Linked DNA regions of Homo sapiens: regions 1 and 3 are each linked to region 2. A link is a loop called in an ENCODE intact Hi-C map of the cell type or tissue named here. Cell type or tissue: CD4-positive, alpha-beta T cell. All regions are shown on one strand. Each heading gives the region's core, and the rest is flanking DNA. Links, peaks and the distances in the headings are about the cores only.

Region 1 (5,116 bases), core at 977-3,476, 160 kb after region 2:
TTTTATTATTTGCAACAAGGAAGGAGGACATCTGGGATAGTTTCCCAAAGCAGTGCCTCCAGGAACAACAGTAAAAGCAGGACTTGTACTAGGCTGGTTAGCTGAGTCATTGTATGTGGAAGTGGCATAAAGGCAGTGCAGTCGCCTGCTGATCATGCTTCTACATACATTGCATGTACAGAAAATGGCAAATAAACTTCTCCCTGAGCAAGGTTTCTTACTATGGTTAATGAGGAGAGTTGGCCAAAGTTCCTCTCCAACTCAGGCATCTCTGGATCCAGCCAGTTTTAGTTTTTCCAGGGCTGAGCTTCTTCCCAGAGATTTTTGAAATAAGAACTCAAGATACAACAGACACAAGTGGGGATTTCCTCACAGTGCATACCCAAAAACCTGGAACCCTGGGTTACACAGGGAATCACTAACCCACCCTAGTTTGGACTGAACATAGAGGCTGTTGTGGTTCTCACTCAGAAATTTACATATATTTTTAAAGTTGTAGAGAACTATAATGCCACTTAAAACCCAACATTCCTCCCTAAAAAATACTTCTCTGATGAACCAGAATATGATGGAGGTATAATATTGATCCAACATTCAAATGTATTGGTTAACACACATACCCCATGAAATTCAAGCTCCACATCTTAGCAGTTAAGTAGCACCTTCCTTTGGCCCCAAAGTACCTTTCCAGCCTCAGCCTCATCTTCATCCTCCTTATCACTCTGGCCACAGCATAGGTTTTCATAACAGTATGTGATGCTTACCTGGTACCCTCTGTCTTGAAGCCTGCCCCCACCCAGCTTCAATAGACAGACAGACAGACAGACACAGACACACACACACACACGCACACCCACCTTTTCTACTTAAAAAACTTCATTCTTCAAGAGCACATGATATCTTCTTAGCCAATTTCTTCCCAAAATATATCATGTATAGAGATCATATCTTATTCCTTCTTATCTTCAGCAATTAGTATAAATCTTTGTTGAACGTGGATTTCCTAAAACACATCAATATAGCATTTACTGAGGCTGGCAAGGTGATCAATTACTTGGGTTTACTCTTCAGCTGGTTGCACAAATTGGATTTTAAAAAATCTTTTTATTAAGCAGAGCTGTTAATGAAGAGAATAAAATCAATTAAATAAATTATTAAGTTGAAAACAGATCTATTATTTTTATTAGAGAGGTGCTACATTAATAATACCATTATTACTCAGCTTCTCACACCTTAGATGGCAAAAAACTTCAGAGCCTGGGCCATGTTCTATCTACTCCAAATATAATAGCACTGAAGGGAAAACTATATACCTGTGGAACTTCTACAGGAGGATGAGAAACAGCTAAACATCAACAGCAATGACAATGCCAGCTGAAACTGCTTATTTCTGATTTCAACTTACATAGGAAGAGAACAGAATAAAGGGATAGGGAAGGATCAAAAAGAGAAAAGAAGGAGAGGAAACCAAGGCAATGGCTGCTGGAAAACATTATCCTTAGAATTAGGTTCTGCCATTTTTCTCTTTATGAAAGTGAGAAATAGAGACATTTCTCTTGATTGCACAGAACAGAATGACCAGCAATTGGAGATAAATACTACTTAGTAAAAAGTTGTCCCATCTTCAAAGGCTCTTGCAAAAATTAGGGGCTGCTGATCTCTTTCAGTATTTTAGGAAGAGTCCTGTCATTATCTAGATTTGAAACATTGATGTCTGTTTTTCAGTTTTACTCAAAATAAACAGGGAAATCAATAATTTAACCTGTGAATAGCATGTATGTTTAAAACCACATACTTTTAGTGGGCATAGTAAAGTGCTCCTGTAAATATTCTTAGTTCACTTGATCCTCACAGCAACCCTTCAAGATGAGTATGGCATCTTTTTACAGATAAAGAGACCGAGTCTCAGAGAGATTCAGTATCTTGCAGAATTAATATATAAACCCCAACAGTCTAACTGCACTCTTGTTATTCTTTCATCAAATTACAACACTATGTGAACACTTTAAGAATTATTATAGATGCAACTTTTATTCTTTACAGAACAAAATGCTGGCACTTTATATTATGCACCCAAATTTACTGAACAGGAGGTCTGTATATGATATAAAACGATTTTTTTTCCTTGACACCTGGAAATTACCTGAGAATCCCGATGTCATTTAAGGAATGCATTCCCAAGTTAATTAAACCTCATCAACACACAAGCAAATATTTATTTTCAGTTCTAAAAGCTTTCAGCCTTAATTCTTTAGCAGGCAATGCAAATTCATGTTTCCCGCCAAATCCAGCAGAGGGCAGGATACTCCCACCAACAGTCAGCAGCTGGCTAGTGCCTCTAGCCAAGCCAGTGCAGTTGCCTGGTGCAGTGTTCCTGCACTGGAGCAATCATCATCTTCTCACCTGGATCCGAAATACAGTGCAGGCTTGTGCTGAAAATAGGGAATGTGGGATGTACCCTTGGAAATGTCCAGAAAAGTTTTGCCTTAGAGGCTGCTCACATTTTGTTTGAGCTAAAGATACCTGGAAACTAGCCAGTTCCCATTACCTTCCTGGAATATCTTGCTGAGGATGCTACACTATGGAATTAATTTAAGATATACCATGATAGTTTCTGTTTCTGGCTTTAGGCCATCTTAGGTCATAGCCGAGCTACTCCACTATTGGGCTCCATGCCTCACTCCCACACCTTCTATCTCCCTGTGTCCCTAACAACTCTTAAGAGCTACCCATTGCATGGCTTCCTCTGTCTGTCATCCCTGCATAACCCTCACTAATCAAGAACAATGACCTCCTGCCCACTAATTCAACTTCTCCCCAAGCCTGACTTACGGGCCACCTCCTCCAGGAAGTTGCTGGAGGTCCTTGAACCAGTGGTCATCATCAAGAAACATTTGCCAATGTCAAAGTCAAATGAAATATAAAGAAGAATCTTTAAACTCACTGTTCCATTTGGGAATCACAGAATTGCAATATGAGTTATACACACACACAGAGGTGGTCTTCAGTATGTCTGAAGAACAAAGAGAAGGTTGGAAGTTTTACTGGAAAGAGAAATGTTATGTTATCTTGAAAGAAAACTCATTGGCACTAGCAAAGTTTTGGGGGACTGGCAAGCTCTGATTGGTGAGTGATGGTGGTAGGTAAAATTAATCTTAAGAGTGTCAGCAGGTTGTTTCAGCAACTGGGCATGTGGACAATTCTTGGGGTAGGTGTTATGTGCCCCCAGTCATTTTCTCCCTTACCCCTTGAATCTTATTTAGTTCAGTATGACAATAATAAATCAATGTGTGTAATTAACTTTCACAGTAAGCGAACTATTGGGTGAAGGTTTTGTACTAGAACTTGGGTCTAAAAAGATATATCCCATTCCTTCCAGTCCAGATAGTAGCATGGTAAATGTAACATGGAAAACAGCAAGGATAAATGCCACAGTTCACAGGAGAGAACAGTGCTTCTGAAGGTGGCAGAATAATTGTAGCAAACTTCTAGATTTTTCAAACTATGGACTAGAAGTTTGTGATTAGGACCTCAAAGGCTCCCAGGGTGAGGTGGCATTAGGGGAAGGGATGGGTAGTTGGACAGGCTTTGTACCACCCCCAAAACCACTTCCCTACCCTCACTTCCCCCCACCTCCAACCAGATGAAAACAATGCCATTTTAACCTGTATTATTTATGTACACCTCTGGATACTACATAAAGACTTCCTTTAAAGAAAGCGGATCTGCAAGTAAGCAAACAATCCACCCACAATAATCATAACAACAACAAAACAAATTTAAAAAAAAAACAGCTTAAAAATCACTGGTCTAAAATTCAAAGGCCTTTCTTCACTGTTGAGGAAGCCATTCCTGGAGAGGAGGAAAGACCAAACTAAGCTGTAGGCTGATCAGTGAGGGAACTGGAATTTGAATTCCATCTAGCCTCTAAAGCCTAACACTTTTGACTAAACGATGAGGCTTATATTGAGCCTGAAAGATAAGGAGTCATTAAATAAAGGGATGAACCCCTTAGTCATTCTTAGGTAAAAAGAGTCACCCAACCAGCAAAGCCTCCCAGAGCAGAGGTGAGGGGAAAAGTTGCTTGCATGAACTTAACCAGCCACAGATTAAGGTTATGTTTTAAACCACGTTTATTGGCAAGGCATTGAGCGCTTGGACAGAGTGACAAACCAGATAGATGTGACAACTCTCTGTGTTCATGGAGCTTACATTCTAGTAAAAGATATGGACATGTCATTATCATTTGAGAAAAGTTACACTGGAGAAGTACAATGTTCTACAAGGGAGTTATTAAATTCTATGCTCAGCACCACCTCCCAGATTATTCTTTCAGCCATGTCTAATTAATTATTCAAACAACTAGTTGTCCCAATTGCATAAAGTCCAGCCTGGCTCTCTTTAGGCCTTTCTCCACCCTCAATGCAGAATGTCATCCAGGATCTCAAGTTGCATTTATTTGTCATGTCTACTCAGTCTTCTGCAATCTGGGACAGTTTCTTAGTCTTTTCTTTTTCATGACCTTGACACTTTTGAAGAGTATGGTCAGCTGTTTAATAGAATATTCTTCAATCTGTTTGTCTAATATTTCCTTATGATTAAATAAAACTCATGTATTTTTGGCAAGAATACCCCAGAAATGATACCATACTCTTCTCAGTGCATCATATAGAGAGTCCATGTTGTCAAAGTGTCACATTTTGATGATGTTAACTTTGATCGCTTAGTTAAGTTAGTCTGCCAAGTTTCTCCACAATAAAGATAATATTTCCCCTTGTAATTAGCTAGTGAAGATAGTCTGAAACTGTGTAAATATCTTGTTTCTAATTATATTTTTGCACACTAGTTTTAACACCAATTGAATTGTCCTTAAAACAATTATTACTGTGCCATTAACCAAATGGCAACTTTATATTTCCACCACTTCTTCTATATTTACTCTTTGGAATTCTACTGTAAGGAAGACACCTCCTTTCTCCCTCATTTATTTATTTATTTGATTATTTGTTTTCATCAGTATGAATTAGTAGATATTTATTTTATTCAATGGATTATAATTCATTTATTTTTTGGCCCATATTGTCCCAGTTTTAGCCTTCAAGAGCTCCTTTAGGTT
Region 2 (5,116 bases), core at 1,436-3,935:
AGTCCTTATACTATGCGTAGTAGAATAAAGGGCTACATTTTTGGGGTGTCCAGCTCATTTCGATAATAGTTTATCAAAAAAATCCAGGGTAAATTTATAAGTCAAAACAAGAAAATTAAGGAGAAGGGAAACACTTTACCTTTTAGCATTTTGTCCTCCATGGATGAGTTGAGCAGCATGTTCCCTTGTAATTTTCTTCTTTCCTCCTGACTTCCTTTGGTGAGTGCACCTTCCAGACTGGGTTCTACCCTGTAGTGTGGCAGGGGGCTGTCCACATCAGTCAATTCCTCACTGATTTTAGTGATTGTTTGTTGACCGTTTTCAGGTGGTTTATCCCCATTACACTCAGCCTGGGTAAATGTAGCCGGAACATCTGTCATGATGTGCGGTTGAATCCGATCTGGAGAGAGAGCTTTAGGGAAACTGAGTGAGTAGATCCTTGATAAGATACCTGCTCTTGCCTTCAAGTCCTATAGTTCCAACTCCTACTCTAAGAGCACAAATTATTCACTTTAGTACATAATAACAAGGTTCTTTTCCTAAAAGTATCCAGACAGAGATTAGAGCAAAAGCAAGAGGATTTGTCAGATCTGCCAGGAGCCATGAGCAAGAATCCAGCCAATCACCACCTTCTTTGTTGCTTGCCAGTTCCCTGGCAGAGTTAAAGGCATCCTTTTGATTTACATAAACAAACAATCTGAAGCAATCAGGCTTTTGTGTTGGCATGTAGAGAGGGACTTTCAGCTTGTCAGTCCCCCTCTGGGAACAGAGATTTTTGTCCCTTTTCATAATGGCCCATTGTAATTTTCCCTGTAACAGGAGCCACAATTGTCCCACAGCTTTAATCCAGAGAGAATGACCACCTTGAGGCATATTAGTTCTGTGTAACCAGCTTAACATTTCCAAACAGATTTTGTTCAAGTAAAACCTCAGCTATTTTGTAAAGGACAATGGCATTGTTTCTTATTTATTAAAAAATAAAACAGCTTATGGAAAAAACCTATAAACAGGACAACTTTACTGTAAATGGTTCTGGCTGCAGATTTGATGGTGTGCTTCCAGCAGGCTGGAGAAGGGACCTATGAAATAAACAAATTCTACCAACTTGCTAATACCAAAAGTTTTATAATTTCAGAGTAATTTACTTAGTCTATAGCTTCTTATCCTCTAGTTTATGTCTGCTGAAGCCCAGCCGATCCTTTAAAACCCTAATAAAATTATCGCCATGAAGGTTTCTCCTCCCCCAATCAGAATTACAATCCTTTCTATTCCATACTGATATTACACAATGCTGGTAAAATGTAGAGGACCAATGCAATCTGCCCTTGGGAGAAACAGGTGATTATGTTAAATGACTGCTACTGACCACCCCTTCCTTTTTAAATCTTTTTCTTTTTTGGATTTCTCATAGTACAAAATGGTTCCAGAGCCTTTGCCCACACAGCTCCTTCTATGTGAAATGCCCTTCTCTTCCTCAAGCCCAAGCCCTGGGCTGACCAGCTTCCCTAAGTTCTGTTTTTAAGCTTAAATATCATCTCCTTAACTACACTATCTCTAACCGCCAGGATTAGGACAGGACTCTGTTACACATTGTCTTTGCCCTTCAGAGTATTCTTCATGGTTGTAACTAAATAAGCAACTGCACAATTATCTCTGTAATGTCTGTTTCACCAACTGCAAACTAAGTTTCATCTGGCGAGGGGCCAGTTTAACTTGCTTACATGTGTCCCCAGCACTTAGCATCTGGCTTGGAATAGTAGCACGCAATAAAAATAATTATATATATACACATATATACACAAATAATTATATATATACACATACATAACAAGAATTATATTATATATATAATATATACAATAAATTTTATCCCCAAGAGAATAAATTTCAGATCATTTTTAAAGAGAAGAAGAATAGGTGTTGAAGAGTTGTAGTAAGCATATCACCTTTAAAAGTGTGTCTAGGGCTGAGCCCATTCAGGTCTATATCAGGGACAACACCTCACTCTTGTATAATCCCCTCTCCCTTGTCCTTGGAAGACATCTCTAATAGATCCTAGATCTCCCTCCCGCGTCATCACCAGCTGTTCTCTAGTCAGCACTCTAATTCTATGTTTGTTTGATTGTTTAACTGTTTTAACAAACGCTCATATCACACTTATTATGTGCAAGCTACTGTCCTAATTGACTCATAAATAGTAATACACTTACTCTTCATAACAGTCTTCTGAGGTAGGTGCTGTTGTTATCTCCATTTTATAGACTAGAAAAATGAAGTGCAGAGAGATTAAGGAGTTCAGCTAGTAAGGTCACAGAGCCAGCAAGCCTACTGATGAGAGTTTGCAGCACAGATGAAGCTAAGCGCCATCCCTGGCCTGTGTGCAGATGTTTCCTTGGACCAGAGATCCCACAGGGGTTCGGCATTAGCACCTTGGCAGTAGAGACAGTTGTGGCCAGGAGAGGGCAGCAGAGAGCCTAAGGCAGTCTCAAGACCTGCCCCAGAGACACCCTGCAGCTGCTGAGGATGATGTTCTGGGAGCGTCCTCCCAAGAAATTCAACTACAAGCTTACTGTTGAGAAGATATTGAGTGGAATCATATGGGAGAATGCAGAAACTAAGACCAAGCTTAGGAACAAATGGGGACATACTAGATTGTGAGATCCTTAGGGCAGGAAGTGGCACTAATTCAACCAAATGCCCTGCGATAAACACAGGAGTACAGAAATACATTAGCTCCAAAGGTCATGCCTCCAATCACTCCGTTCCCTCGGGGCTGCCAAGTACCTCAATCCAGGGACATAGCAAAGTTGAGACAGTTCAGATTCATTGTCTCTCCTACTCCTAGATTTCTATTACCCCATGGCAACGGGCACCTCATACCCATAGCCTAGCTTTTATGGGAATTCGTGTCTTTATTTTTGGATTGCCTTCTTTCTAAAACCATGCTGTGACATTTTTTATGGCCTTAAAATTATTTCAGTTTTGGAAAGATAGAGAAATGATCCAGAGTTCTGTCATCCTTGGCTAACCATGTGTTTACATTTATTTAAAAACATGCTTTTATGCTGCCCTAGGGAATAATGGAGGTCGGGTAAATGGTTTGTAACGTGTATTATTTTTTCCTACAAGTAGACGGCAACATGAGACACATTTAGCAACAAGATGAGTCTATCCAACTACTAGATAAAACATAGGCTATTTTGTTCATAAAGAGGTAAGTTGTCTCCCATTATTTGTAACAACCTATGACTTAGAAAGTATGTTAGAATTTGCACTATCATCCTTACTTCAAATACAATTGCAGAATGTTCACTGTATGAAACATGACTGTTTTATTTTATGTAGTTTACTGGATCTTGTGGCTTTTTCCTTAGAAGAATTTCGCTCTTGTCACCTAGGCTGGAGTACAGTGGCACAATCTCGGCTCACTGCAACCTCTGCCTCCCAGGTTCAAGAGATTCTCCTGCCTCAGCCTCCTGAGTAGCTGGGATTACAGGCATGCGCCTTGATGCCTGGCTAATTTTTGTATTTTTAGTAGCGGGGAGGATTTCTCCATGTTGGTCAGGCTGGTCTCGAACTCCTGGCCTCAGGTGATCCACCCGCCTTGGCCTCCCAAAGTGCTGGGATTACAGGCATAAAGCACTACACCTGGCCCCTAGTTATTATTCTTAATGCTAAAGGACATTGTACAAATGTAACCATTATTAAATCTAAAGCCAAAAAAAAGGTAATGAAAAGATTTTCATATAAGAATATAAAGAATCAAAATAAAATTATGTAAATATTCACTTTCCATTTGTCCAATACCAAATGCTTAATGTTAAGGCTATCTTAGGTCCAGAATCAGGATTTGGGGAAAAGTCATAAAATCTTGATCTTTAATCTTAATCATATGTGAAAAGCCAAGCCACAAGCTAATGTTATGGCTAAGAGATGGTCACAGAGCACTGAATAAAAACAAGAAATACATTTAAAAGAAAAATGTTGATCCTGGCAGCTTGAAGCCAATCTTAAACAAACATTGACTTACATAGTTGGGACAGGGGTATTGTTTCAATTAGGGTTGGAAGGGAAAGGCAGAACCACTAAGAGATGGAGCAATCCATCTATCAATCGATCAATTGATTGATCAATCAGAAGGGATTTGACTTTACACAATGGTGGGTGCCAGTGAAGCTGCCTCTATATGTCTGCTGTTGCATTTGATGCTGGAGCCTGAAGTCTGCAGGGCAGGAAGTTGGGAAGGGATGATGGATAGAAACTTAAAGGGGGAGAGCAAGAACAAACTGGGTTCCCAGGTATAAGCTGGACACACGGGGGCAAACTGAAACCCGCGTCGGCTCTCAGTGCCTCTGACCTTAGCGGTTGGAATGCCCTCCCAAAGAAGCCCGGCCCAGGATCATAGAAGCTGGAGGAAGATCCAGGGAGGTGGAACAGTTGCAGGCCCAGCTGCTGCCCATGCACCAGGTGAGGCAGCAGACGGGCAGCAGTGTGTGCCAGCTACAAAATAGCTGCTTCACTTCCGCCCCACCAAGCTCACAGAACAATGTTTACTTTGGCTCACGTTTCTTTTTCAGGAATCATTCAGGAAAGAAAATTCAGGGAAATTTAGTTTAGCCTAGTCAGACTGACATACAACAGTCACAATCCTACCAATAACCCATAGAATTTTCTATAAGGAATAGAGCAATGACCCAGGGAATGTGCAACCCTAAACAAGCCTGAAGAGACAGGATCATCCCAATTGGTTCACTTCAGGGATTAAAATTCCAAATTGAAGGGCCGTCCCAGCTAAAGTGAACTGTTACAGAAATACAGACTATCATAACACAACAAAATCAATCAACAGCCATATATTTTATTTCACAAAACAATAATTGCCTGCCACCTGGTATAAATCAGATTAAATTGATTATCGTGTGCCATGTTCATGCTTTCCTTTTACTTTTATGCCAAGAATGGAATAATGGCTGCCATTCTAATGATACAGTTTCCTGAAGTAAATAATGGTTTATCCCAGGAAACCAATACTGAAGTCTATGGGTAGCTCATGAGTATTAAGGGTTTAATGTAACAGAATTTCAAAATTTAACTGCATCTTACAAGAAGCATGCTT
Region 3 (5,116 bases), core at 977-3,476, 130 kb after region 2:
CCCACAGAATCGGCAAGGGCTTCAGGGCTGTAGAAAGTAACTTCTTAGAAAGCAAGAAACCTGTTTGGGGACTGGAATTTTGTGTAATACTTGGAACAACAAAACACCAGCATGAAATCTAGGTGATTTTCCCCAGGGCTTCAAATAAAATCCAGACTCCTTACCCTATCCTTCAAGGTCCTGCATGTTCTAGCAGATCCTACAACTTCATATCACCCTGGTCACGCTGGCCTTCCTTCTGTTCCTCCAGCAGGAAGCAGTTCCTCCTGAGGGCTTTTGCACTCACTGCTTCTTCTGCCCAAAACACTGTTCCCCTTGGCCTGTTTCATTTGTCTTCTCTCTCTCTCTCTCCAAATCCCAGTTCAAATATTACCGACTAGGGAGGTCCCAACTCAACCCATTGAATAAAGGTGATAAGTCACATCCAGATGTGGATGGACGAGCTCTAGGGAGAACTTTCACCTTAGTGTTCCCCAAATAGACACTCCTCCACTCTGCTTACCTTCTGGAGCTGCCTGGATTCGCTCTGCCCCCTATAGGGGACTTGTCTTTGAGAATGGTAAGTGGATCGGCAGAGAAAGGCCAATAGGAAGCAACAGTTGGAATGATCCTCACCTTCTCCACTTTTGTTTTCAGAGTCTAGAAAGTTATGTGTGTGTGTGTGTGTGTGTGTGTGTGTGTGTGTGTGTGTGTGTGTAGCAGAAGGAACTACAGAAGATCAGTAAGGTAACTTCTTAGAAAACCAGAATCCTCTATTTTATTTCTTTTCCTGACTGTTTACAATTTGTAAAAAAAGATATGAAACCTCAATTGTTTTGAGATTCAAATGTAACACAGGGAATAGTATACCAGTCATTTTTGGGTGCCCATAACCTAGCACAGAGCCTGACTTATAATAGGCAGCCATAAACATTTCTCAAATTTTATTTAATTGACATAAGTCAAATATATACAGTTCAGGGTAGTAAGCACAGGAGAGAAACCAATAACAATATAGCCCTCTAATAAATCCATACTATTTGTTAGACTCCTCAGTAAAGAATAGAATCGAGTATATATTGGTTTGCTATATATATCAAATACATATATATATTTCTCTTTCTTTCTCTCTCTCTCTCTCTCCATCTGTATATCTCCAGTCATCCCTTGATATCTGTGGGGGATTGGTTCCAAGATCCCTGCAGATACCAAAATCCACACATGCTCAAGTCCCTTATATAAAATAATGTAGTACTTGTATATAATCTATGCGTATCCTCCCATATACTTCAGATCCTCTCTAGATTACTCATAATACCTAATACAATGTAAATGCTATGCAAATAGTTGTATTGTTTAGGAAGTAATAACAAGAAAATAAAGTCTGTACATGTTCAATACAGCTACAACCATCCATTTTTATTTTCTAATATTTTCAATCCATTGTTGATTGAATTCACAGATGTGGAACCCATGGATACAGAGGACTGACTGCATATATATATATATATATATATATATATATATATCTCATATATTTATTTATTTCTGTATATGTATGTGTATATATGTATATGTATATACATATGTGTATATGTAAGTGTGTATATGTATTATTGAAGTCCTAAGAAGACACTAGCTGAATTTACAGACTGGAAGGGATCTTAGAGTCATCTCATCTACTCCCTTAGTTTGCAGGTAAACAAATGAAGGCTCAGAAAAGATGGCAGTCTTGCTCAAAGGAATAGAGTAATTTAATGGCAGAACTATGACTAGACTGCTTGGCCTCCTTGAATTCAATTCTGCAAGCACTTACTGAGTATATATTTATAATAACAGGCAATATGCAAAATGTTTCCAATTTCATACAAACCGTAAGAAGAGTATGATATTTATCATTCTTTTCAGATGAGGATTCTGAAGCCAACATACTTGCCTAAGGTTAACAGCTAAGACCCAGAACAGCCAGAATTAGAAACCATATCATCATTTTCCAAACATGAGAAGGTTAGCCACTCTGCAATACTGTCTCCTGTTAATTGTGCTAACCCTGTGAGAATGTAAAAATGAGCCAGATCCATGCCCTCATGGGGAAAAAAATCAAGTAGGAAAGATAGAGACTGACAAAAAAGGTTTTGTGTGATTACAATTAAAACAATAATTCTAACAATACTATGGATTTACCAAAGAGGATCAAAGTATTTCTTCTATTAGAGCTCAGCTCATACGCCTAAGAAGTTTACAATCTTGAGAAAGTGATGACAAGTATATAGCTAACCTTAATAAAAGGAAGATTGTCAATTATTGGTTCTATCTTTTATGGACTGAATTGTGTCCCCCTAAAAAGATACGTTGACATCCTTACCTTTGGTACCTGTAAGAGTAACCTCATTTAGAAATGGGGTCTTTTTAAGGTGAAGTCATTACGGTGGGCCCTAATCCAATATGACTGGTGTCCTATAAGAAGATTAAAATGCCATGTGAAGATGGACACACAGGAAGAACCCCATGTGATGATAGAGGCAGATTTGGGATTGTAAACTTTGTAGCTGCTAGTCAAAAAGCACCAAGAATTGACAGCCACCACAAGAAGCAGAGAAGAGGGAATCAAGGCTTCTGTGCAGAGTCTCAGAGGGAGCATGCCCTGGTGACACCTCCATTTCTAACTTCTAACCTTTGGAACTGTAAGAAAATAAATTTTGGGGTTTCACCGTGTTAGCCAGACACTGAGTTTCCAGAGGTAGCCAGCTAGGACTGCTCCCTACTCATCAACGGAAATGTACAGAAGCTACGGGACAAACACCTGACCTCCTGCTTCTGCTAATGTCAGCCAGAGAATGGTCCACTTCTCTTGCTTGGTAAGAATACTATCTTCTGCTTAGGAGAACTGACTTGCAGTGTCAAGCAAACCTATCAGTTCTCATACACATGCTCATTTACACCTCTGATTGTAAAAAGGGGGATTGTTGAGACAAAACCAGTAAAAAGAAGAAAGCGCCAAGGACTAAGCAGAAGACAGTAGCAATTATCCAGGCTCCAGATACCTTGTTTCTTTCCCTGGCTCCACCACCTGTCAGCCATAGAGCTTTGAGAAAATCAGTGCCAGTTTGGGGTACATTTCCCCTTATAACCAATACAGGAAGAAATGCCACATCATTATGAGAATCAAAATAAATGACATAGGCAATAGAAAAGGTCTTTGAGAATGCAAAGTCTTATGAAAATTTAGGAGTTTAAATGTCCCCTGAAAGATGCTAGAATTTGACACACAATTTACACTTCCCTGGTACTATATTGCTGAAGACCATTATGGTTCAATTCTACACTTTCCTGGTACCATATTACTAAAGACAATTATGGTTCAATTCTACTATACACACCATGATGATAGTGACATAGTGTTCCAAATCTAGATAATGCTGTCACTTTGGCTATAGAATAAACTTCAAACTCTTTAACATAAGTTTGCAACACCTCCCCTGACCTGTATTCAGCATTCTTTCATAGCTGAACATCACTGTGTGCGTGCTCTTACATGTGTCCTGCTTACGAAAGAAGTAAAGCCTACTGGTGATGCTTGGGCTCTTAGCCCCTTGCACAAGTTATTTAACTGTGCTTCTGTGTGCTCATCTGTAAAATGGGACCAATAACACTGCATATCACAAAGTAAAACACAACAGTGCCTGGTACATAGTAATTGCTCAGCAAATGCATCCTACAGTTATCACTGTTATTGCTTATGGTTTACACTCCAACTACTCTGGACTGCTGTGTTCCCTGAACAAACATGGTCCTTTCCAGGTTCTGACCTCTAGCTACAGAAATTCTCCCCACTCTCCTAGCCCAACTTAAATGCCACATCTTCCCTGAAGTCTCGTCTGATATTCCCAAGCAAACATGAGCATCCCCTCTTCAAATAATCCAAAGCACAACTTGGGGATCTCTCTTATGATAAATCACATTTTGCCTTGTTAAAATTATGTATACCTGTTTTTTCTTCTTGGGAGCTCCACCTCCAAGACAGAATTCTTTTCTCATTTATTTTCTGTCCCTCTAGCACCTAGAAGAGTGGCTTTTTCATGAGAGCTCATCAGTAAACATTTGATGAATACATTCATAATCTGCCCAAAGCTCTGACAGTTGACTTATTTTTACAGTGATTCTTTACTTTGGGCAATGTAGGTGTTTGTTGGATAATATTTACTGTGTCTTTAATATTTAAATGTAATTTATGCATTCTAGGCTGTTTGGCTTAATTGCAAGACTATAGAATAATTTTGCTTGAAAAACAAAACCCAAAACAATAACTTTGTTTTGAAAGCAAAACCCAAACACAGCAATAATGTACACTTTATTTCTTTGATGATAAGGTACCATCAATTAAAATATGTACTGTTGATTTACTAACTGCCTTTCAAGAAAAATTTCCATATTAAACACATCCATAGATGGTAAGACGTATCTTGATTTCAGAAATGTAAAGTTGGAGAAGATGAGCATTCAGAATGAAGAGTGTGCTTTGCACAGCCCACTCCATGCTCCAAGATATGCACACATTGAAGTAGAGAAAGAACAAGATTCACCAGGACAATCCTGTAGGGTACACAGCTCCCATCTCATTTGTCTCAGACTTCTCTTTTTCTTTTCAGTTAGACTTCTCATTTTGTTACTTCTGCCTCTGGAATGTCTGATATCTCTCTCTTCTTTTCCATGACCACCAGCAGCTTCCTAGTTGAGGCCCAAAGTTCAGTCCTCAACACAACACAATAGATGGCAACTGGTCTCCCGTATATGGTCTTCCCAACCAAACTATTCCTATCTAATAGTGTCAAGTTCCCATAACTGTTGATTTAGATTTAAACTTCTTAGCCTTGCATTCAAAATCGTCTACAATCTAATTTGTACCTAATTTTTCAGTCTTAGCTTTTAGTCTAAATATATTGGCTTCCTGCTGCAAGATATGACAGCCTTCCTCCTGACAATTCATCTAGCATTATCATATCTCTGTATCTTTGTTTAAACAGCTCTCTTTCTAAAACCCCCTCCCCATTCTCCCCATTTCTATTTTTTACCCCCTTGATTTTGATTTTTTAAATTGACAAATAAAAATTGTATATATGTATGGTGTACAGCATGA

The links. A loop is a pair of places that touch in the nucleus more often than their neighbours do. Peaks named below come from ENCODE experiments on the same cell type or tissue, not always from the same donor. Only the 100,000 strongest peaks of a DNase experiment are listed, where the experiment ranks them.
Region 1: it touches region 2 in a loop (3-fold over the local background); 37 of 110 quality-filtered maps call a loop at or near these places.
Region 3: it touches region 2 in a loop (6-fold over the local background); 14 of 110 quality-filtered maps call a loop at or near these places.

What each region holds. Positions count from the first base shown.
Region 1 is chr2:157,490,091-157,495,206 of GRCh38, forward strand. No RefSeq gene overlaps it. Among named protein-coding and RNA genes, the nearest start is that of CYTIP, 49 kb to the left of the region's middle. In CD4-positive, alpha-beta T cell, for the core only: CTCF peaks have their summits at 2,299 (motif pointing right) and 2,499; a DNase peak (open chromatin) is centred at 2,311.
Region 2 is chr2:157,325,263-157,330,378 of GRCh38, forward strand. It overlaps ERMN (ermin), which reads right to left and starts at 562. Exons shown (of 3, transcript NM_020711.3): 1 at 140-562. The coding sequence starts at 380. RefSeq lists an enhancer at 446-995. In CD4-positive, alpha-beta T cell, for the core only: a CTCF peak has its summit at 2,471 (motif pointing right); a DNase peak (open chromatin) is centred at 2,469.
Region 3 is chr2:157,453,464-157,458,579 of GRCh38, forward strand. No RefSeq gene overlaps it. Among named protein-coding and RNA genes, the nearest start is that of CYTIP, 12 kb to the left of the region's middle. RefSeq lists a silencer at 432-481. In CD4-positive, alpha-beta T cell, for the core only: no CTCF peak of the experiment used is centred there; no DNase peak of the experiment used is centred there.